2 separate regions of the Homo sapiens genome follow, and region 1 is linked to region 2. The links are chromatin loops, found by intact Hi-C in ENCODE. Cell type or tissue: heart right ventricle. All regions are shown on one strand. Each heading gives the region's core, and the rest is flanking DNA. Links, peaks and the distances in the headings are about the cores only. Region 1 has its middle 21 kb from the start of GTF2I. Region 2 overlaps GTF2I (general transcription factor IIi).

The links. Peaks named below come from ENCODE experiments on the same cell type or tissue, not always from the same donor. Only the 100,000 strongest peaks of a DNase experiment are listed, where the experiment ranks them.
Region 1: a loop joins it to region 2, with 2.9 times the contacts of the local background. A loop is called at or near these places in 5 of 110 quality-filtered maps.

Annotation. Positions count from the first base shown.
Region 1 is chr7:74,631,084-74,641,956 of GRCh38, forward strand. No RefSeq gene overlaps it. Among named protein-coding and RNA genes, the nearest start is that of GTF2I, 21 kb to the right of the region's middle. In heart right ventricle, for the core only: no CTCF peak of the experiment used is centred there; a DNase peak (open chromatin) is centred at 4,770.
Region 2 is chr7:74,700,634-74,711,374 of GRCh38, forward strand. GTF2I (general transcription factor IIi) reads left to right here. Exons shown (of 35, transcript NM_032999.4): 6 at 1; 7 at 4,531-4,585; 8 at 5,757-5,800; 9 at 10,399-10,476. All of the region lies in intron 2 of GTF2I-AS1 (GTF2I antisense RNA 1), which reads right to left. Among named protein-coding and RNA genes, the nearest start is that of GTF2I-AS1, 23 kb to the right of the region's middle. In heart right ventricle, for the core only: no CTCF peak of the experiment used is centred there; no DNase peak of the experiment used is centred there; H3K27ac peaks cover 1,532 bases.

The DNA.
Region 1 (10,873 bases), core at 895-8,894, 69 kb before region 2:
CTCCAGCCTGGGCGACAGAGTGAGACTCTACTAAAAATATAAAAATTAGCTGGGCGTGGTGGCGCATGCCTGTAATCCCAGCTATTGAGGAGGCTGAGGCAGGAGAACCGCTTGAACCTGGGAGACGGAGGTTGCAGTGAGCCGAGATTGTGCCACTGCACTCCAGCCTGGGCAACAGAGCGAGACTCTAAAAAAAAAGCCATCCACTATCCACTATTAATTAGGTCTTACAAAGCTGCAAAATAATCATACGCTCTTGTACACCATACAATTTAAAAAAAAATTTTATTATAGTAAAATACATGTAAAATTAATCATCTTAATCATTTCTTTTTTTTTGAGATGGAGTCTTGCTCTGTCACCCAGGCTGGAGTGCAGTGGCACAATCTCGGCTCACTGCAATCTCTGCCTCCCAGGTTCAAGCGATTCTCCTTCCTCAACCTCCCGAGTAACTGGGACTACAGGTGCATGCCACCACACCTGGCTAATTTTTTGTATTTTTAGCAGAGATGGGGTTTTACCGTGTTAGCCAGGATGGTTATCTTCTGACGTCGTGATCCACCCGCCCCGGCCTCCCAAAGTGCTGGGATTACAGGCGTGAGCCACCACACTCGGCCCATCTTACTCATTTCTAAGTGTACAGTTCAGTAGCTTTAAGTGCATTCACACTGTTGTGCAACTGACCCTCAGAACTCATTTCGTCTTGCAAAACTGAAACTCTATACCCATTGAACAACTCCCCATCCTCCTTCCCGTTACCCCTTGGCAACCACCAGAGACTTTCTGTCTCTATGAACGTGACTATTCTAGGTACTTCTTATATAAGTGGAATCACACAGTATTTGTCTTTTTGTGCAAGCAAATGATTTTTTTTTTTTTGAGATGGAGTCTCACTGTGTCGGCCAGGCTGGAGTGCAGTGCCCAGGCTGGAGTGCAGTGGCACGATCTCGGCTCACTGCAAGCTCTGCCTCCCAGGTTCACGCCATTCTCCTGCATCAGCCTCCAGAGTAGCTGGGACTATAGGCGCCCCCCACCACACCCGGCTACTTTTTTTGTATTTTTAGTAGAGATGGGGTTTCACCATGTTAGCCAGGATGGTCTTGATCTCCTGACCTCATGATCCGCCTGCCTCGGCCTCCCACAGTGCTGGGATTTGGCCTTTTTTGTGTGTGTCGAGAGAGAGAGAGAGAGAGGGTCTCATTCTGTTGCCCAGGCTAGAGCGCAGTGGTGCAATCACAGCTCACAGCAGCCTCAGTCTACAGGTCTCAAGCGATGCTCCCACCTCAGGCTCCAGAGTAGCTGGGACTACAGATACATGCCACCATCCCCAGCTAATTTTTTAAAATTTTGTGTAGAGATGGAGGGTCTCACTATGTTGCCCAGACTGGTCTCAAATGCCTGGCCTCAAGCAATCCTCTCACCTCGACCTGCCAAAGGGTTGGGATTAAAGGCATGAGCCATCGTGCTCAGCCAGGAAATATTTTTAACCATAATTGTGTTGCATCAAATTCACAGCCAGAAAGCAGAAATCTGAAAATTCGAAGCTTAGCAATAAGTACGTAAACCACACACACACACACACACACACACTCATACATACACACATTCACACATGCATACACACATTCACACATATACACACACATTCACACATATACACACACGCTTCCTATAGAACTGAGCTCAGGACAAAATCCAACTGTGAGGGCCACTGAAGGCCTGTTTTGCAAAACGGCTGCTCCAGTTTTTTTTCATCTGGATGAGCAGAAGAGAAAGACATGCTTGTGGGCCAGGCGCAGTGGCTCACGCCTGTAATCCCAGCACTTTTGGGGGGGCCTAGGCAGGTAGATCACGAGGGCAGGAGTTTGAGACTAGCCTGATCAACATGGTGAAACACCATCTCTATTAAAAACACAAAAATTAGGCAGGCATAGTGGCGCGTGCCTGTAATCCCAGCTATTGAGGAGGCTGAGGCAGGAGAATCGCTTGAACCTGGGAGGCAGAGGTTGCAGTGGGCTGAGATTGTGCCACTGGAGTCTGGCCTGGGCAACAGAACGAGATTGCACCTCAAAAAAAATTTTTTTAAATACAACTAAAAAATACAAAAATTAGGCTGGGCGCGGTGGCTCACGCCTGTAATCCCAACACTTTGGGAGGCCGAGGCGGGTGGATCACCTGAGGTCAGGAGTTCAAGACCAGCCTGGCCAACATGGTGAAACTCCATCTCAACTAAAAATACAAAAAAATTAGCTGGGCGTGATGGTACGTGCCTATAATCCCAACTACTTGGGAGGCCGAGGCAGGAGAATTGCTTGAACCTGGGAGGCAGAGGTTGTAGTGAACCGAGATCACGCCACTGCACTCCAGCCTGGACAGCAGAGTGAGATGTGCTTGTGGCCACTGGGAAGGGTCAAAGTCTTTCAAGTTCAAGTAGGGACCTGCAGAGAGGTTTCTCACGGCACAGCATGGAGCTGAAACAGGTCGTGAAACCAGATCAGACCCAGGGCCGGGGTGTGCGAAGGAGGCCTTGGGGCTCAGAGCTCTCGCCTGAGAATTTCACACAAGACTCGTCCCATTCTGCAGGTCTGGATTTGAGGATTTGCTCCTGGGCTTCACTGGTTATCTGCACATCGGTGCCAACTGGCAAAGGTCAAGGTAGGCTGGATCCAGGCTGGAACCAGCAGGTGCCCTGAGGACTGCGACAGGAAGCCAATTAGGAACAACTTCTTATTGTCTCCTTGCTGAAAACCACAGAGTTCTTATCTTCTGAAAACTTTGCTCTGGGCTGGAAGGCGTGGCTGGTTGCCCTGCTGGTATCAGGGCCACAGTGGGAACCAGTACTGGCCATTGGACTAAGTGTCCTTTTTTTAATTAAAAAAAAAAAAGTTGGATTATTTTATATACAGTATTAGTCCCTCTCCTCTCTCCTGCTTAATTTGTATTTAATTTTCTCTTTTTTTTTTTTTTTGAGAAGGAGTCTCTCTCTGTCGCCCAGGCTGGAGTGCAGTGGCATGATCTCGGCTCACTGCAAGCTCCGCCTCCCGGGTTCACGCCATTCTCCTGCCTCAGCCTCCCAAGTAGCTGGGACTACAGGTGCCCGCCACCATGCCCGGCTAATTTTTTTATATTTTTTAGTAGAGACGGGGTTTCACCGTGTTAGCCAGGATGGTCTCGATCTCCCGACCTCATGATCTGCCCGCCTCGGCCTCCCAAAGTGCTGGGATTACAGACGTGAGCCACCACGCCCGGCCTATAAAAAGTTGTATTATTATATTTTTAAAATTTTTTATTTTATTTTAGTGTGTTTGGCAGAGTCACCCAGGCTGGAGTGCACTGGCACGATCTCAGCTCACTGCAGCCTCCATCTCCCAGGATCAAGCGATTCTCCTGCCTTAGCCTCCCGAGTAGCTGGGATTACAGGCACCCGCCACCACACCCAGCTAATTTTTGTATTTTTAGTAGAGATGGGGTTTCACCATGTTGGCCAGGCTGGTCGCAAACTCCTGACCTCAGGTGATCCACCCGCCTCGGCCTCCCAAAGTGCTGGGATTACAGGCATGAGCTACCATGCCCAGCCCTCCTGGCTAATTTTTATATCTTTAGTAGAGACAGGGTTTCACCATGTTGTCCAGGCTGGTCTTGAACTCCTGACTCTCAAATACAAAAAATTGGCTGGGCGCGGTGGCTCACACCTGTAATCCCAGCACTTCGGGAGGCCGAGGCGGGTAGATCATGAGGTCAGGAGATCGAGACCATCCTGGCTAACATGGTGAAACCCCGTCTCTACTAAAAATACAAAAAATTAGCCGGGTGTGGTGATGGGCACCTGTAGTCCCAGCTACTCGGGAGGCTGAGGCAGGAGAATGGCATGAACCTGGGAGGCGGAGCTTGCAGTGAGCCGAGATCGTGCCACTGCACTCCAGCCTGGGCAACAGAGTGAGACTCCATCTCAAAAAAAAAAAAAAAAATAGTCCCAGCTACTCAGTAGGCTGAGGTGGGAGGATCACTTGAGCTAGGGATGTCAGGGTTGCAGTGAGCTGACATCTTGCCACTACGCTCCAGCCTGGGCTGCAGAGCAATACCCTGTCTAAAAAAGAAAAAAAAGAAGAAAGTAAGCAGGCAAGCAGGTCAGTGATTGCCAGGGCCTGGGGTGGTGGGTGGTGAAGAAAATTAACTAATGAAGAGGGGCACAGGAAACTTTCTAGAGCAATGGAAGTGTTGCATATATTTTTTTTTGACGGAGTCTTGCTCTGTCGCCCAGGCTGGAGTGCAGTGTTGTGATCTCGGCTTACTGCGACCTCCACCTCCTGGGTTCAAGCCATTCTCCTGCCTCAGCCTCCGGAGTAGCTGGGATTTCAGGCACGGCATGCGCCAGCACGCCCGGCTAATTTTTGTATTTTTAGTAGAGACAGGGTTTCACCATGTTGGCCAGGCTGGGCTCAAACTCCTGACCTCAGATGATCTGCCTGCCTCGGCCTCCCAAAGTGCTGGGATTACAGGCATGAGCCACCGCACCCAGCCCTGTATCTTGATTATGGTGGGGGTGACACGGGTGAGTGAAAATATTTGCTAAGGCTCCTTTAAGTAAACACATAAAAACGAATGCATTTTATTCTGTGTAAATAAAATACTTGAATAAAGTTGTTAAAAAAAAAAAAAAGCAGCAGCAGCTTAGTCCAGCTTCCCTGAGTGGGTGGTGTAATTTCGCCTGGAAGCGGAGGCTGGAATGACAGGCATCTTGGCCAACGTGTTCAGCACAAACCAGTCAACTGGCACAGAGGGCCCATTGTGATCAGACCACAGACTCTTCAGACAGAGCTGCATCTTCCCCTGCGCCCCGGCCAGCGCTGGCTGTGTGCCATTCCCTCTGCACCCTGTGCACCTTGACACAGTAGATCTCTGCACAAGCCCTTCTCTTTGCCTCCTTACCCCCTACCCTCCACCTTCTTCACCAGGAAAGTTCTATGCATTGTTCAAATGCCCCCACTCCCCACCTCCTCTGGGCTCTTTTTTTTTTGAGACAGAATCTCACTCTGTAGCCCAGGCTGGAGTGCAGTGGCACAATCTCGGCTCACTGCAACCTCCGCCTCCCGGGTTCAAGTGATTCTCTTGCCTCAGCCTCCTGAGTAGCTGGGACTATAGGCATGTGCCAACACACCCGGCTAATTGTTGTAGTTTTAGTAGAGACGGGGTTTCACCATGTTGGCCAGGCTGGTCTCAAACTCCTGACGTCAAGGGATCCGCCTACCTTGGTCTCCCAAAGTGTTGGCATTACAGCGATGAGTCACCATGCCCGGCCTTTGGGATCTTATGACAGGTGCCCTAGTCAGACTATATTATGACCTGTTTACAACTCTGTCCCCCAACAAGTCTGTAAACTATTTCTTTTTCTTTTTTTTTTTGAGACAGAGTCTCACTCTGTCTCCGAGGCTGGAGTGCAGTGGCGTGATCTCGGCTCAGTGCAACCTCTGTCTCCCAGGTTCAAGCGATTCTCCTGTCTCAGCCTCCCAAGTAGCTGAGACTACAGGTGCCCACTACCACGCCCAGCTAATTTTTGTGTTTTTAGTAGAGACGTAGTTTCACCATGTTGGCCAGGCTGGTCTCAAACTCCTGATCTTAGGTGATCTGCCCACTTCAGCTTCTCAAAGTGCTGGTATTCCAGGCAGGAGCCACCATGCCCGGCCTCTGGGCTCTTATTACAGATGCCATAGTCAGATTGTATTATAACCTGTTCACAACGCTGTCCTCCCACAAGTCCGTAAACTTCTTGAGGTCACAGATGGTACCATTTTTATCTCTGCATCCCCAAAGCACCTAACACATTCCCTAAAACACAGCAATAAAACATTCCTTGCATCCTTGTCAAGCAATGGTGTCAGCCCTTTACACGCTTTGTTTATTTATTTATTTATTTATTTATTTATTGACGGAATTTATTTAGAGACAGCCTGTTGCCCAGGCTGGAGTGTGATGGTGTGATCATAGCTCACAGCAGCCTCGAGCTCCTGCACTCAAGCAATCCTCTCACTTCAGCCTCCTGAGTAGCTGGGGCCACGGGTGTGTGTCTCCAAACCCAGCTAACTTAAAAATTTATTTTTTGCAGACAGAGGGTCTCCCTATGTGGCCCAGGCTGATCTCAAACTCCTGGGCTCAAGCAGTCCTCCCACCTCAGCCTCCCAAAATGTGGGGATTACAGGCATGAGCTACCGGGACCAGCTAATTTTTAAAATTTTTCTTTTTCTTTTTTTTTTTGAGACGGAGTCTCGCTCTGTCGCCCAGGCTGGAGTGCAGTGGCGGGATCTCGGCTCACTGCAAGCTCCGCCTCCCGGGTTCACGCCATTCTCCTGCCTCAGCCTCCCAAGTAGCTGGGACTACAGGCGCCCGCCACTACACCTGGCTAATTTTTTGTATTTTTAGTAGAGACGGGGTTTCACCGTTTTTTAGCCGGGATGGTCTCAATCTCCTGACCTCGTGATCCGCCCGCCTCGGCCTCCCAAAGTGCTGAGATTACAGGCGTGAGCCACCGCGCCCGGCCAAATTTTTCTTTTTTGTAGAGATGGGGTCTCCCTATGTCGCCTGGGCTGGTGTCAAATTCCTGACCTCGAGTGATCCTCCTGCCTTGGCTTCCTAAAGGGCTGAGATTACAAGTGTGAGCCACTGTGCCTGGGCAACTCAAGTCCCCTTCACCTTCAGTCATTCAGTCAACAAACACCAAATACTTGCTCCACACTAGGCATGCCCCAGGCCAATGAATGAGGCTTGGTCCCCGCCCTTAGTGAGCTTATATAAGAGGAAGACTCACAAACAGTGGGCTTTTTGGATGGAAACATGAATGAATGAATGAATGAATGAGTGAATACAAGCTGCCTTTCCTCTCCACTGCTGTCTGGGTGATCACGCAGTATGTGCGGCAGGTGCCTATCCCGTCCCATTCCACGTCCGCTCTGGAGGGTCCTAATCTAGGACACCTTAGCGTATCTCATAGATGGCCAGCTATGGATCTAAGATTCATTGGGCCAATGGATTTGTACTTTTTTGGTGGGCTAATAGTCACAGCTGTGTCTCTCTATTTTATTTTATTATGTTATTATCTTTTATTTTTTATTCTTTTTTGAGACAGGGTCTCTGTCACCCAGGCTGGAGTGCAGTGGTGTGATCTCAGCCCACTGCAACGTCTGCCTCCTGGGTTCAAGCGATTCTCGTGCATCCACCTCCCGAGTAGCTGGGACATCCGGCTAATTTTTGTATTTTCAGTAGAGACGGGGTTTCGCCATGCTGGCCAGACTGGTCTTGAATTCTAGACATCAAGTGATTCACCTGCCTCGGCCTCCCAGAGTGGCAGGATTACAGGGGTGAGCCACTGTACCTGGCCTGTTTTTGTATTTTATTATCAAAATCTAGTGGATTTTATTAACTAGGCTTATGTTGAGGGCCGGACGCGGTGGCTCATGTCTGTAATCCCAGCACTTTGGGAGGCTGAGGTGGGCAGATCACCTGAGGCCAGGAGTTCAAGATCATCCTGGCCAACATGGTGAAACCTCGTCTCTACTAAAACTACAAAAATTAGCCTAGCATGGTGGCACGTGCCTGTAATCTCAGCTATTCAGGAGGCTGAGGCAGGACAATCACTTGAATCCGGGAGACAGAGGTTGCAGCAAGCCGAGATTATGCCACTGCACTGCAGCTGGGGCGACAGAGCGAAACTCCGTCTCAAAACAAAAAAACAAAAAACAAAAAAACTAGGGTTATGTTGGCATCGCTTGCTTTTTTTTTTTTTTTTGAGACAAGGTCTCGCTCTGTCACCCAGGCTGGATTCCAGTGCTGTGATCATAGCTCACCACAGCCTCAAACTCCTGGGCTCAGATGATCCTCCCACCACAACCTTCTGAGTAGGTGGGAATACAGGGGTGCACCACGACACCTGGATAATTTTTAAAATTTTTTGTAGAGGTCAGGGGTCTCACTATCTTGCCCAGGCTGGTCTTGAACTCCGGGCCTCAAGCGATTCTCCTGCCTTGGCCTCCCAAAGTGCTGGTATTACAGGCACACCATACCAAGCCTGCATTTTCACTTAAATTCGCATTTGGAGTACCTAACCCCCACACATGTGGGTAAAGAACCAAACATAAGTTTCCTTGTCAGCTGCTGCTGCTTTTTTTTTTCTTTTGAAACTGAGTTTCACTTTTATTGCCCAGGTTGGAGTGCAATGGTGAGGTCTTGGCTCACTGCAACCTCTGTCTCCCAGGTTCAAGCCATTCTCCTGCCTCAGCCTCCCAAGTAGCTGGGATTACAGACATCCGCCACCACGCCCGGCTAATTTTTGTATTTTCAGTAGAGAAAGGGTTTCACCATGTTGGCCAGGCTGGTCTCAAACTCCTGACCTCAGGTGATCCACCCGCCTTGGCCTCCCAAAGTGCTGGGATTGAGCCACTGCACCCGGCCCCCTGTCAGCTTCTAAATGTAATGGCTTTCCTGGTTCCTTGGTGCCTAGAACAGTGCTGAAATTTCTCATGTATTCGGATATCTGTTGCTAATAAGTTTTGTTCGTTTTGTTTGCCAAAACTTGATTTTCCCATCCCTTTGGGAAGCCAAGGCAAGAGGATCACTTGAGGCCAGAAGTTTAAGACTAGCATGGCCAGGCCGGGCACGGTGGCTCACGCTAGTAATCCCAGCACATTGGGAGGCTGAGGCAGGCGGATCATGAGGTCAGGAGTTTGAGACCAGTCTGGCCAACACGGTGAAACCCTGTCTCTACTAAAGATACAAAAATTAGCCCGGCGTAGTAGCACGCGCCTGTAGTCCCAGCTACTCAGGAGGCTGAGACAGGATAATTGCTTGAACCCAGGAGGCGGAGGTTGCAGTGAGCCGAGATCGCGCCATTGCACTCCACCCTGGGCGACTGAGCGAGACTCCATCTCAAAAAAAAGACCAGCGTGGCCAACATGATGAAACTCCGTCTCTACTAAAAATACAAAAATTAGCCAGGCGTGGTGGTGCACGCCTGTAATCCCAGCTACTCAGGAGGCTGCGGCACGAGAATTGCTTGAACCCAGGAGTTGGAGGCTGCAGTGAGCCTAGATTTCACCACTGTACTCCAGCCTGGGTGACAGAGTGAGACTCTGTCTCAAAAAAAAAGAAAAGAAAAAAAAAGAACTTGATTTTCAGGGAATGAACTTTCCTAGTGAGGTTTCTTTAAAAATCTTTAATTTCCTGTGTCTGCAGTATGTCAGGAGGTGGTTCACAGCTCATTTCACTTTGCTTGAAACAAAGTATAAGCTTTCAGTTGGGGAGGAGTGTTGCTTGTTTACTACTTTTCAATTCATTAGTAGAAGAGATAAAATTGTGCCTTATGTTTTACCTCATGGTAGGGCCCAGAACAATGCAATCTGGAAATAAGTACACCTGTTTTAATTTTTTTGCACTTTTTGTGTGTGTGGAGACAGGATCTCCCTATGTTGTCCAGGCTGGTCTCAAACTCCTGGGCTCCAGCCATCCTCCCACCTCTGCCTCCCAAAGTGCTGGGATTACAGCATGAGCCACCACGCCTAGCCTATATTTTATTATTTTATTTTAGTTTACTTTAGTTTCTATTTATTTATTTATTTATTTTTGAGACAGCGTCTCACTCTGTTGCCCAGGCTACAGTGCAAAGACATGATCTCAGCTCACTGCAACCTCCGCCTCCCGGGTTCAAGTGATTCTCCTGCCTCAGCCTCCCGAGTAGCTGGGACTACAGGCACCCACCACCACGCCAAGCTAATTTTTATATTTTTAATAGAGACGGGGTTTTACCATGTTGGCCAGGATGGTCTCAATCTCTTGACCTCGTGATCTGCCCGCCTCGGCCTCCCAAAGTGCTGGGATTACAGGCATGAGCCACTGCGCCCAGCCAGTTTACTTTAGTTTCTTTTTTTCCTCTCTTTAAATTTTTTATGCACAAGTAGATTTTTTATTTTTCTTTTGAGACAGGGTTTCTAGCACCAGGCTGGAGTATACTGGTGCAATCATGGCTCACTGCAGCCTCTAACTCCTGACCTTAGGCAGTCCTCTTACCTTACCTCAGTAACATGATATAGGTTGTTTTTTTGTTTGTTTGTTTGTTTTTTGTTTGTTTGTTTTTTTTTTTTGAGACGGAGTCTCCCTCTGTCGCCTAGGCTGGAGTGCAGTGGCACGATCTCGGCTGACTGCAAGCTCCGCCTTCCGGGTTCACGCCATTATCCTGCCTCAGCCTCTTGAGTAGCTGGGACTACAGGTGCCTGCCACCACGCCCGGCTAATTTTTTGTATTTTTAGTAGAGACAGGTTTTCACCGTGTTAGCCAGGATAGTCTTGATCTCCTGACCTCATGATCTGCCCACCTCAGCCTCCCAAAGTGCTGGGATTACAGGCGTGAGCCACTGCGCCGGGCAATATAGGTTTTTATAAGAATTAAATCTATTATCAAGCCAGGTGTGGCCGCTCATGCCTGTAGTCCCAGCACTTTGGGAGGCCAAGGCAGGCGGATCCCCTGAGGTCAGGAGTTCGAGACCAGCCTGGCCAACATGGTGAAACCCCGTCTCTGTTAAAAATACAAAAATTAGCTGGGCATTGTGGCAGGCAACCTATAATCTCAGCTACTTGGGAGGCTGAGGCAGGAGGAGTGCTTGAGCCCAGGGCAAGGCTACAGTGAGCTGTGATCACATCAGTGCTCTCTAGCATGGGAGAGAGAGTGAGACCCTGTCTCTCAAAAAAACAAACAAACTATGATAACTGAATAATAAAAAGACAAGCAACCTTCACAAAATGGGCAAGAAACACACATGACCAATGAGCAAAAGATGCTCCACTTCGTCTGTTATTAGGGTAATGCAAATCAGAATTACAGTGAGATATCT
Region 2 (10,741 bases), core at 1-8,000:
GGTAAGTAAGTGCTTTGCTTCCTTGATAGCTGGCTGGCCTCCGTTTTGCTAGATTTTCATACACTTTAATGGTTTCTGTTTTATTGTCTTTGAGAATATGATGTCAGACATTTTCGGATGGGCTGTTTAGATGTTTATATAATCCACAAAAGGTTCATTGAGCTAAAAAAGTGGAGACTTGTTTTTTTGTTTTCAGCTTCGCTGCTTGTTTTCTATAGAAGATCATACATCTGCCCTCACTTACCAGAATTATGAGTAGGATTTAATTGACCTAATGTCATCGACTCGGCAAGACGTTGTTGGGCACAGCATTGGGTGGGGAGGGGATACGCAGCTGTGTATCAGCATTACCACTTTTGAGAGCTGTGAGTCTCACGGAAGAGAGAAAATTCTGTAAAATGAACATGGCAAGAACATTGCATCCCTACGGCAAGAATGGCTCTGAGAAAGTGCTGTGGATGTTATTGGAGGTTGGATTCCTTTATAGTTCAGGAAAGAGTTCATGAGGAAGAGAGCATTTCCAGGAAGGGCGTTTGAAGAATGATGCGGATTTCAGCTTCCTTTAGGGAAGTCTAGCCATTTCATTTGAAGGGAAAACAGGATAAAGAGTAATACCCTTTAGAGCCAGGTTTATTTGAGACTTTCGGAAGTAAATAACCAGTATCATTGGAATACTTTTAAACATGTAACTATGAAAGGAAAAAATTATATATACATAAACATACACATTGTGTTTTCTGTTAACCTTTGTCTTATTCTCATTGTGGTGAAAAGATTAATTTTTTAGCAGCTTTATTGAGGTATAATTGATACACCATAAAATTCACCTGCCTTTTTTTTTTATTATTATTTTTTGAGACGGAGTCTTGCTCTGTCGCCAAGGCTGGAGTGCAGTGGCGCGATCTTGGCTCACTGCAGCCTCTGCTTCCCAGGTTCAAGTGATTCTGCCTCAGCCTCCCGAGTAGCTGGGATTACAGGCACATGCTGCCACGCCCGGCTAATTTTTTGTATTTTTAGTAGAGATGGGGTTTCACCATGTTAGGATGATCTCGAACTCCTGACCTCAAATGATCCACCCGCCCCGGCCTCCCAAAGTGCTGGGATTACAGGCGTGAGCCACTGTGCCCAGCCAAATTCACCTGTCTTAAGTATATAATTCACTAATAGTAGATTTACAATCTTAAAATGTTTTTAAGGGGTTTTTACCCATCATCACAGTCTTAATTTTGGGATGCTTTCATCGTCCCTGTCTCTGTTATTTCATGAATGTTGTAGAAATGGAATATGTAGTATGTATCCTATTGAAATGAGCTTTTTTCACTGAGCATCACTCACTCGAGGCTCATCGAGCTTGGTAGGTGTAGCCGTAGCTTCTTTTTATTGCTGAGCACTAACTATTCTGTGACATGAACATACTGTCTGTTGATCCAGTCATCAGTTTATAGATATTTTGGTTGTTTCCACCTTTGGGTATTGGGAATAATGTTACAGTGAACATACTTGAGCAAGGTTTTGTCTGGACATATTCCTTGATATCTCTTGGATATTTACGTAGGAGTGCAATTACTAGGAATAGGGTAAATTTACACTGAACTTTTTTTTTTTTTTTAATTGAGACGGAGTCTCGTTCTGTCACCAAGTTGGAGTGCAGTGGCATGATCTTGGCTCACTGCAACCTCCGCCTCGTGGATTCAAGAGATTCACCTGCCTCAGCCTCCTGAGTAGCTGGGATTACAGGCACGCGCCACCACACCCGGCTAATTTTTGTATTTTTAGTAGAGACGAGGTTTCACCATGTTGGCCAGGATGGTCTCAATCTCTTGACCTCATGATCAAGGGAGGCCTCTCAAAGTGCTGAGATTACAGGCGTGAGCCATCGCGCCCTGCTACACTGAACTTTGAAGAAACTGACAAGCTGTTTTCCAAGGTGGCTATACCATGTTATATTCTCACAGCAGGATAGGAGGGTTACCCCCACATTGCTGCCAACTTACTTCTTGATTTTAGCCATTGTAATAGATGTGAAGTGGTATCTAATTTTTTTTGATTTTTAAAAATTTCTCTAGTGATTGTTGATGTGTTTTTACTTTTCTTTCTTTCTTTCTTTTTTTTTTTTTTGAGACAGGGTCTCACCCTGTCGCCCAGGCTGGAGTGTAGTGGCGCCATCTCAGCTTAGTGCAGCCTCAACCTCCCAGGCTCAAGCAATCCTGCTGCCTCAGCTTCTCAGTAGCTAGGACTACAGGCGTGTGCCACCATACCCAGCTCATTTCTGAACCTTTTTTTGGTAGAGACAAGCTCTTGCCGTGTTGGCCAGGCTGGTCTGGAACTCCTGAGCTCAAGTGATCCGCCTGTGTCAGCCTCCCAAAGTGCTGGGATTACAGGCTTGTGTTATCTTCAATTGTGCTTATTGGTCATCCATACATATTTTTTGGAGAAATATCTATTTAGGTCCTTTTCCCATTTAAAAATTGGGTTTGTTTGTCTTTTTATTATTGAGTCTTGTTTTTTATATAGTCTTGATATAAGTCTCTAATTGATGATTTGTTAAAAAAAAATTTTTTTTTTCTTTTTGCAATGGTGTCACTCTGTTATCCAGGCTGGAGTACAGGATTTGGGAATATTTTCTCCAATTCTAATAAATCTACATTATCCTTATTGTATAACTTGTCTTCTTCCCTTACTTGGTAGTATCCTTTGAGGCACAAACGTTTTAAATTTTGATAAAAATAAGTTTATTCTTTTGTTAACTTGTGCTTTTTTTTTTGAGACAGAGTCTCGCTGTGTCACCCAGGCTGGAGTGCGGTGGCATGATCTCAGCTCACTGCAACCTCTGCCTCCCGGGTTCAAGCAATTCTCCTGTCTCAGCCTCCCGAGTAGCTGGGACTACAGGTGCCCGCCACCATGCCCGGATAACTTTAGTATTTTTAGTGGATACGGGGTTTCACCATATTGGTCAGGCTGGTCTCAAACTCCAGACCTCAGGTGATCCACCTGCCTCAGCCTCCCAGAGTGCTGGGATTATAGGCGTGAGCCACTGCGCCTGGCCCTCACTTAAGCTTTTGACTTCATATTCAAGAAACCATTGCGTAAACCCAAAGGCATGAAGATATGACTTCTGTGTTTTCTTCCACAAGTCTTATAGCTTCAACTCTCACATTTAGATCTATGGTTCATTTTGAGGTCATTTTTGTATATTATACAAGGTAAAGGTATAAATTCATCTTTTTGCACGTGGATATCCAATGATTCCAGGACAATTTGCAGAAAAGACCGTCCTTTCCCTCAAGATATCCTTGTTATCTTTGTTGAAAGTCTTTTGACTCTTTGTTTATTTCTGGGCTTTCTATGTAGGAGATCATGTTGTGTGAGAATCAAGACAATTTACCCCTTTCTTTGCAATCTAAGTGCCTCTTATTTCTTCTTCTTGTTGCTCTGACTAGAATATAAATGTCACACAGCATTGGTGATAGCAGACATCACCTTGTGATATTAGTAGGAAAGCATTCTGTCTTTGACCATGAAGTATGATGTTAGTGGTAGGATTTTTGTGTAAATCTCTTTTAAGATGGAGAAATATTTATCATGTTTATGTTAAATTTCAGACTTAAAAGTTTTTTTTAAACTTAATTATTATTTTTATTTATTTATTTATTTATTTATTTTTTTATTTATTTTGAGATGGAGTCTTGCTCTGTCGCCCAGGCTGGAGTGCAGTGGCATGATCTTGGCTCACTACAACATCTGCCTCCCAGGCTCAAGCAAATCTCCTGCCTCAGCCTTCTGAGTAACTGGGATTACAGGCGCCCGCCACCACACCTGGCTAATTTTTATATTTTTTTAGCAGAGACGGGGGTTCACCATGTTGGCCAGGCTGGTCTCAAACCCCTGACCTCAAGCAATCTACCCATCTCAGCCTCCCAAAGTGCTGGGATTACAGGTGTGAGCCTCCACGCCCAGCCTAATCTCAGCATTTTGGGAGACCAGAGTGGGAGTCTCCCTTGAGGCCAGGAGTTCGAGATAAGCCTGGGCAACATAGCAAGATCCAATTTCTACAAAAAATAGAAAACAATTAGCTGGGAGTGGTAATGCATGCTTCTGTAGTCCCAGCTACTCAGGAGGCTGAGGTAGGAGGATTGCTTGATCCTCGAGAGTTGGAGGCTGCAGTGAGCTATGATCATGCCACTGCACACCAACCTGGGCAACAGAGTAAAACCCTGTTTCTAAAAAAAAAAAAAAAAAAAAAAAAAAAAAATCTGTTTCATCATTTATATGTCAGCAGAGTCATATTCTCCATATTCCATCTTACTAGACAAATGGTATGTTTCTGCATTTCTCTCACTGATGAAAATAAGAGCTTTTTCATTCAAGGAGGTTGTGGTTGGGTGAAGGGATGAAAAGCAGTGTTTATTCTGGTGTGATCCAGAGCTGCAAAGCCTAGTTCTACCCCACTAATTCTATATTTAAAGCCTTTAGACATATTATATTTGAAATGTTGAAAAACTAACTCCAATTTTTTTTTTTTGTATGTAGGTGGTCGTGTGATGGTAACAGATGCTGACAGGTCAATACTATCTCCAGGTGGAAGGTAAAACCTAATTTCATTACTGCTGTTTAACTCCCACACCTCAAAAAGTTTTAGTTGTTAGATAATTGAGATATCAGAATATTAAAAAGGCCTCATGTCACACATCTTAAAGTTTAATAGGCAAGGATATCATTTGGGGATCTTGTGAACATGCCCTCTTTGACTTGGTATTTCTGAATAGTAGAGTTCCTGGGAAAAGCCAGAGGCATTGGTCACACTGTGAATTGGCCTTAGAGTGGTATTTGGAAGTTAATATGCTATTCTGTAGTATTTTATTATACTGTTTTCCCCAAAAGATAGATAGAAATTAAAGTACTAAGTTCAGTTGGTAACTCTTTTTTTTTTTTTTTATTTTTGAGATGGAGTTTTGCTCTTTTTGCCCATGCTAGAGTGAAGTGGCGCGATCTCGGCTCACTGCAACCTCTGACCCCCTGCTGGGTTCAAGCGATTCTCCTGCCTCAGCCTCCCAAATAGCAGGGACTACAAGCATGTGCCACCATGCCCAGCTAATTTTTTTGTATTTTTAGTAGAGACGGGGTTTCACCGTGTTGGCCAGGCTGGTCTCGAACTCCTGACCTCGGGTGATCCACCTGCCTCGGCCTCCCAAAGTACTGGGATTACAGGCATGAGCCACCACGCCTGGCCCGATAAGTCTTAATATGCTACTCTGTAGTATTTTATTGTACTTTTTTCCCCAAAAGATAGATAGAAATTGAAGTACTAAGTTCAGTTGATAACTCTTTTTTTTTGTGGAGACAGAGTCTCCCTCTGTGGCTCAGGCTGGAGTTCAGTGGCATGATCTCAGCTCACTGCAACCTCCACCTCCCGGATTCAAGTGATTCAGGTGAGCGCCACCACGCCTGGCTAATTTTTGTATTTTTAGTAGAGATGAGGTTTCACCATATTGGCCAGGCTGGTCTTGAACTCCTGACCTCGTGATCTGCCCGCCTCGGCCTCCCAATGTGTTGGGATTACAGGCGTGAGCCACTGTGCCCGGCCCAATAACTCTTATTTATGCAATAAATAAATATGTCAGTTTTAAGCTGAGTCAGGTTTGCACCCACCTTGGTCAAGGGAGGGATCTTAACACTTTGAGACCCAGAGACTTTGAATGCTGTGGGAATGGCTGTCACCAGCACGTGGCTTGATCAGGGCTTTCTTCTCCTTGCAGTTGTGGCCCCATCAAAGTGAAAACTGAACCCACAGAAGATTCTGGTATGTACTAGCACTTTTAGAATCAATGGTGAAATTAAGGAAGACTTTTCCTTAGTGTAGAAGTTTATAGTTTGACTCAATTATTGTTTTGTTTTGATAAGAAAGAGGCAGTCACTACTAATGTATTCCAACTGTGACACTATTTGTTAATGTTATCACATTAAGACCCAGAAAGGTAATTTGCTCAGTAAGTGGTAGGCAGAGTTCTTTGCCAGTTACATATGTTTGTAGATAAAATGTATTTTTTTTTCCCGTTGTACAGACATATAATGTAAGAGGTCAGCTGTTCTATAGTGCTTTTTACAAAAATCAATAGAATGCCCCCTTCGTCTCCACCTTCCTTCTCTGCACTCCTGTTTTCCACTCTCCAAGGAGACCATTTTCAATTCTCAAATAAAATTGCTATTTAATTCCTTATTTATTTATTTATTTTTTGAGATGGAGTCTTGCTTTGTCACCCAGACTGAAGTGCAGTGGCACGACCTCGGCTCACTGCAACCTCTGCCTCTGGGTTCAAGCGATTCTCCCACCTCAGCCTCCCGAGTAGCTGGGATTACAGGCATACGCCATCACGCACGACTAATTTTTGTATTTTTAGTAGCGACGGGGTTTCGCCAGGTTGGCCTGGCTGGTCTTGAACTCCTGACCTCAAGTGATCCTCCTGCCTCAGCCTTCCAAAGTCCTAGGATTACAGGCATAAGCCACCGTGCCCGGCCCCCGTTTATAATTCTGTTCTGTCCTAGAACCGTGGCACCCAGATGTTCTCAGCATATGTATTTATTTCATCATTTCCCAGTGTTATCCTGTGTCCTAGTGCCACTGTCAAGCCTCCCGCTGCTCGGCCCTGTGCCCCTTATTCACACGGGACACTCCTTAGTGGGCTGTCACCGCCCTGCCTGCCCCCTCATCTCCCTCTGTCTGACCAGGCCCTCGGCAGCTTCCCCAGCCCCTTCCCCGGCCCTTTGTCAGCCTTCTCATTCTGCCATGCTTCCTGGGCAGCCACCTGCCCCGCTTCACCCCATCTAAGGGCATCTCGAATGAGTTGTTGGGGAGGAGGGTAGGGCCGCGTTAACGTGTGTGTGCGTGCATGTGAATGAGAGCTTTTATGTATGTAAGTGTATTTTGGGAGAGCTGCAAGAAAGTGTTGAATTATCCTTTTTTGGAAAAGGTATTTGAGTCTTTTACACTGTTTGCTGGTTTTACAGAAGGTTTTTCTTTTTTCTTTATTTTCACTCCATAGGAAATCTCAAATTTTTGTGTGGTTTTCAGTAGATTGTGCCAAAAAAAATCATCATTTTGCAAATGTTTCCCCTTAATTCATATATTCATCTCCTGAATATTTAGTTTGCTTCTAAAAAGAAACATGCTGAATTCAGAAACCCCATGTGTTTAATTGAATTCTTTCAACTGTCTTTATGTACACATCAGCATCATTATAGGTTTTTTTTTTTCTCTTTTACACTTTGCATCTTTGTATTCTTAATTTATCCTGCAAATAAGATGTACATTTATAGCCAGGGTGCAGCCAGGAGACAGAAACCATATCAGTTATTGGAACAGAGAAAATTTAATGTAAAGATTGTTGGCCGGGTGCAGTGGCTCACACCTGTAATCCCAGCACTTTGGGAGGCTGAGGCGAGTGGATCACCTGAGGTCAGGAGTTGGAGACCGGCCTGGCCAACATGGTGAAACCCAGTCTCTACTAAAAATACAAAAAAAATTAGCAGGGCATGGTGGTGGGCGCCTGTAATCCCAGCTACTCAAGAGGCTGAGGGAGGAGAATCGTTTGAACTCAGGAGGTAGAGGTTACATTGAGTCAAGATCGTGCCATTGCACTCCAGCCTGGGCAACAAGAGTGAAACTCCATCTCAAAACAAAACAAACAAAAACAGATTGTTAACTGGTTATAAAATTGTTAACTTTGTAACCTTAAGGAGAATACTAAGGTTTTTTTTAAGGAACAATTCTAGGCAGTGGCTGCCACCCCATCAGCTTTCCATCTGACTTCTGAGGTGGGGTAGTGTTTGGCTGGTGCTGGTGGCTGAGGGGCATGGTGAGGCTGCTTCTGGTAGTGTTGGAGACATTGCCAGCCGGGCACAGCTGTTGTGATGGGAGGGCCTGCTTTGGCCAGGCTGAACGAGGGTACCAAGGAGTGACCTTTTTGGGATGAGAATGCAGACAAGAAGCCAAAAGGAAGGCCCAGATCTCTTCTCCTCCTCTAGCCTTTCTCTCTGTAGTGTATCTTTGTGGCAGAGACTCACATGGAGCCAGCTGCTATGCAGAGCTCAAACTTCAGCAGAAACCCAGAGGATGGGTTTGCAACTGAGAGACATCAGTTTTGTGGGTGGCCCAGGCTGTTCTCTTTGGCTGCTCAGCATATATACACACCCTTCCCTGCACATTTGACCTTCTGTACAACAACGAGACAACTGTTCCATCTAAAGAGATGCAACTTTACTTCCTACAAAGAAATCCATTTTTACTCTCTCCTCAAAATGGGGGGACACAGTGTTCCAGCAGTCACACCCATCGCTGGGAGACTGACTGAAAATCCAGTCGCGAGCTATGTTACCTGCTCTTTAAATGCAGTGCAAACCTATTTGAGTAATCTCTAGTCTAATGGACAAATGGAAAGGAAACTTCCAGCCAAACTATTGTGAAATACTACCACACAGAAGAGAATAGTTAGTATATGCAAGCATATAATCTTCACACAAACACATTTGTAACAGACAAGGAAGACAATAGGCATAGTCGCCACAGTCTACGTTTCTGCAGCTTACCAGACTTTTTTTTGGATTTACCTTTTTATTTTTATTTATTTATATTTTTTGAGACAAGGTCTCACTCTGTCGTCCAGACTGGAGTGCAGTCGTGCGATCTCGGCTCACCACAACCTCCGTGTCTCAGATTCAAGCGATTCTCCCACCTCAGCCTCCCGAGCAGCTGGGATTACAGACGTGTGCCACCCAGCCAATTTTTGTATTATTCATTTATTTATTTTAGTAGAGACGGGGTTTAACCATGTTGACCAGGCTGGTCTTGAACTCCTGACCTCAGGTAATCATCCGCCTCAGCCTCCCAAAGTGCTGGGATTATAGGCATTAGCCTCTGCACCCAGCCAGTATGTGTAAGGTTCTTTAGCCAATTGGAGTGACCCAAATTTTTATTCCTGAAGGGTCTGAATCCCCAGTGGATCTGCCTTTTTTGTTAGCTGTAATGCTGTGATTTTCTTTCTTTCTTTATTTTTTTTTTTTGAGACGGAGTCTTGCTGTGTCGCCCAGGCTGGAGTGTAGTGGTACCATCTCCGCTCACTGCAACCTCCACCTCTTGGGTTCAGGTGATCTTTGTGCCTCAGCCTCTCGGGTAGCTGGGACTACAGGTGCGTGCCACCACTCCCGGCTAATTTTTGTATTTTTAGTAGAGACGAGGTTTCACCATGTTGGCCAGGCTGGTCTCGAACTCCTGACCTCAGGTGATTCGCCCGCCTGGACCTCCCAAAGTGCTGGGATTACAGGCACGAGCCACCGCACCTGGCTGTTAGCTGTAATTTTCTATTAACTTTTACTGATGGACATGAAAGTGCTAAGTTAGCCCAGAGAGTTGCAAAGGTCTCAGATGCAGTGTTCTCTGCCACCACTGTGTAGCAGCAAAACACTTTCCCCTTGGTGATTGAAGGCAATGGAGTAACTCCTTTTTTTGCTTGTTGCTTCAGGGATGCATACCCTTTGTATATCAATTTAACTCTCTTTGAGCTCTTTCTCTAGAGTTGAAAATATTCTTTACAAAGTTGCCCAAGTCAGAGCTCACGATTTCGTTTGTGTTAGGGTTGGTATGACTGTGGTTGAATATCTCAGTCTGAAATGTGTATGTGCACCCATGCATTGTTCATTTCTTTTTCTTTTTTTTTGAGAGGGAGTCTCGCCGTGTCACCCAGGCTGGAGTGCAGTGGCACAATTTTGGCCCTTCCCAAAGTCAACTTTTTAATAACATCGATTGCTTTTGCCTATTTTGACCTTCATATGAGTGGAATTACACAACATGTACTCTTTTGTATCTGGCCACAAAGGTCTGCTTCAAATCATCTGTCCTAATTGTGGGCAAAGCTTTATGCAGAAAGGTGTGCTTTGTACCCTTACACAAATCCCTGTAATAAAAGGGATGTATTAGGCAGAAAAAAACCAATGTATCTCATTATTGAAATTGTTGACCATTATGCTATCTCTCCTTTGGAATACTGAGTTATTAAAACTGATGTTTATAAGTGTGTTTCAATGGTTTATAAAAGTATTTTTAATATTAAGTGAAAAGGGAGTGTGGTAAAATTTTCTTTGATTCTAAAGATAAGAATTTGCTGGAGAAAAGAGCAGCACATAATTGCAGAATATTAATAAATGGTTAAAACTTTGCATTGGCTGGGATTATAGTGATTTTTTACCTTCTGCTACCTAGCAAACTTTTGTCTTTTCAAAGACGTAAAGTCTTTACTTAAAATAAATATGCATTGCTGTATTTATAGGGAGGGCAGAGAGGATTTCCCTACACAATCTAGCTGAAAGTTCTCACATGCAATCATATCATTGCATTTGCTTTTCTAGGCATTTCCCTGGAAATGGCAGCTGTGACAGTAAAGGAAGAATCAGAAGATCCTGATTATTATCAATATAACATTCAAGGTAATTTGAATTAATGCAATTTTTCTTTCTAAAAATTATTCGTGGTTAAAATTAAAATTTGCTCATCAATTGCTTTAATTTCTTAAATAATATTTTATTGATCAGTTCTTGATTGACATATATATTGTAATTCAGTCCCGGGGATAAAACATTTAAAAATGGGGCTAAAAGATCAACTCAGACAATCCAGAGGGGATATGTAAAATAGCCATTTGTGTTCTTAAAAGGATGAGCAAAAGTTGTGGCACAATTTAGAATTCAATCC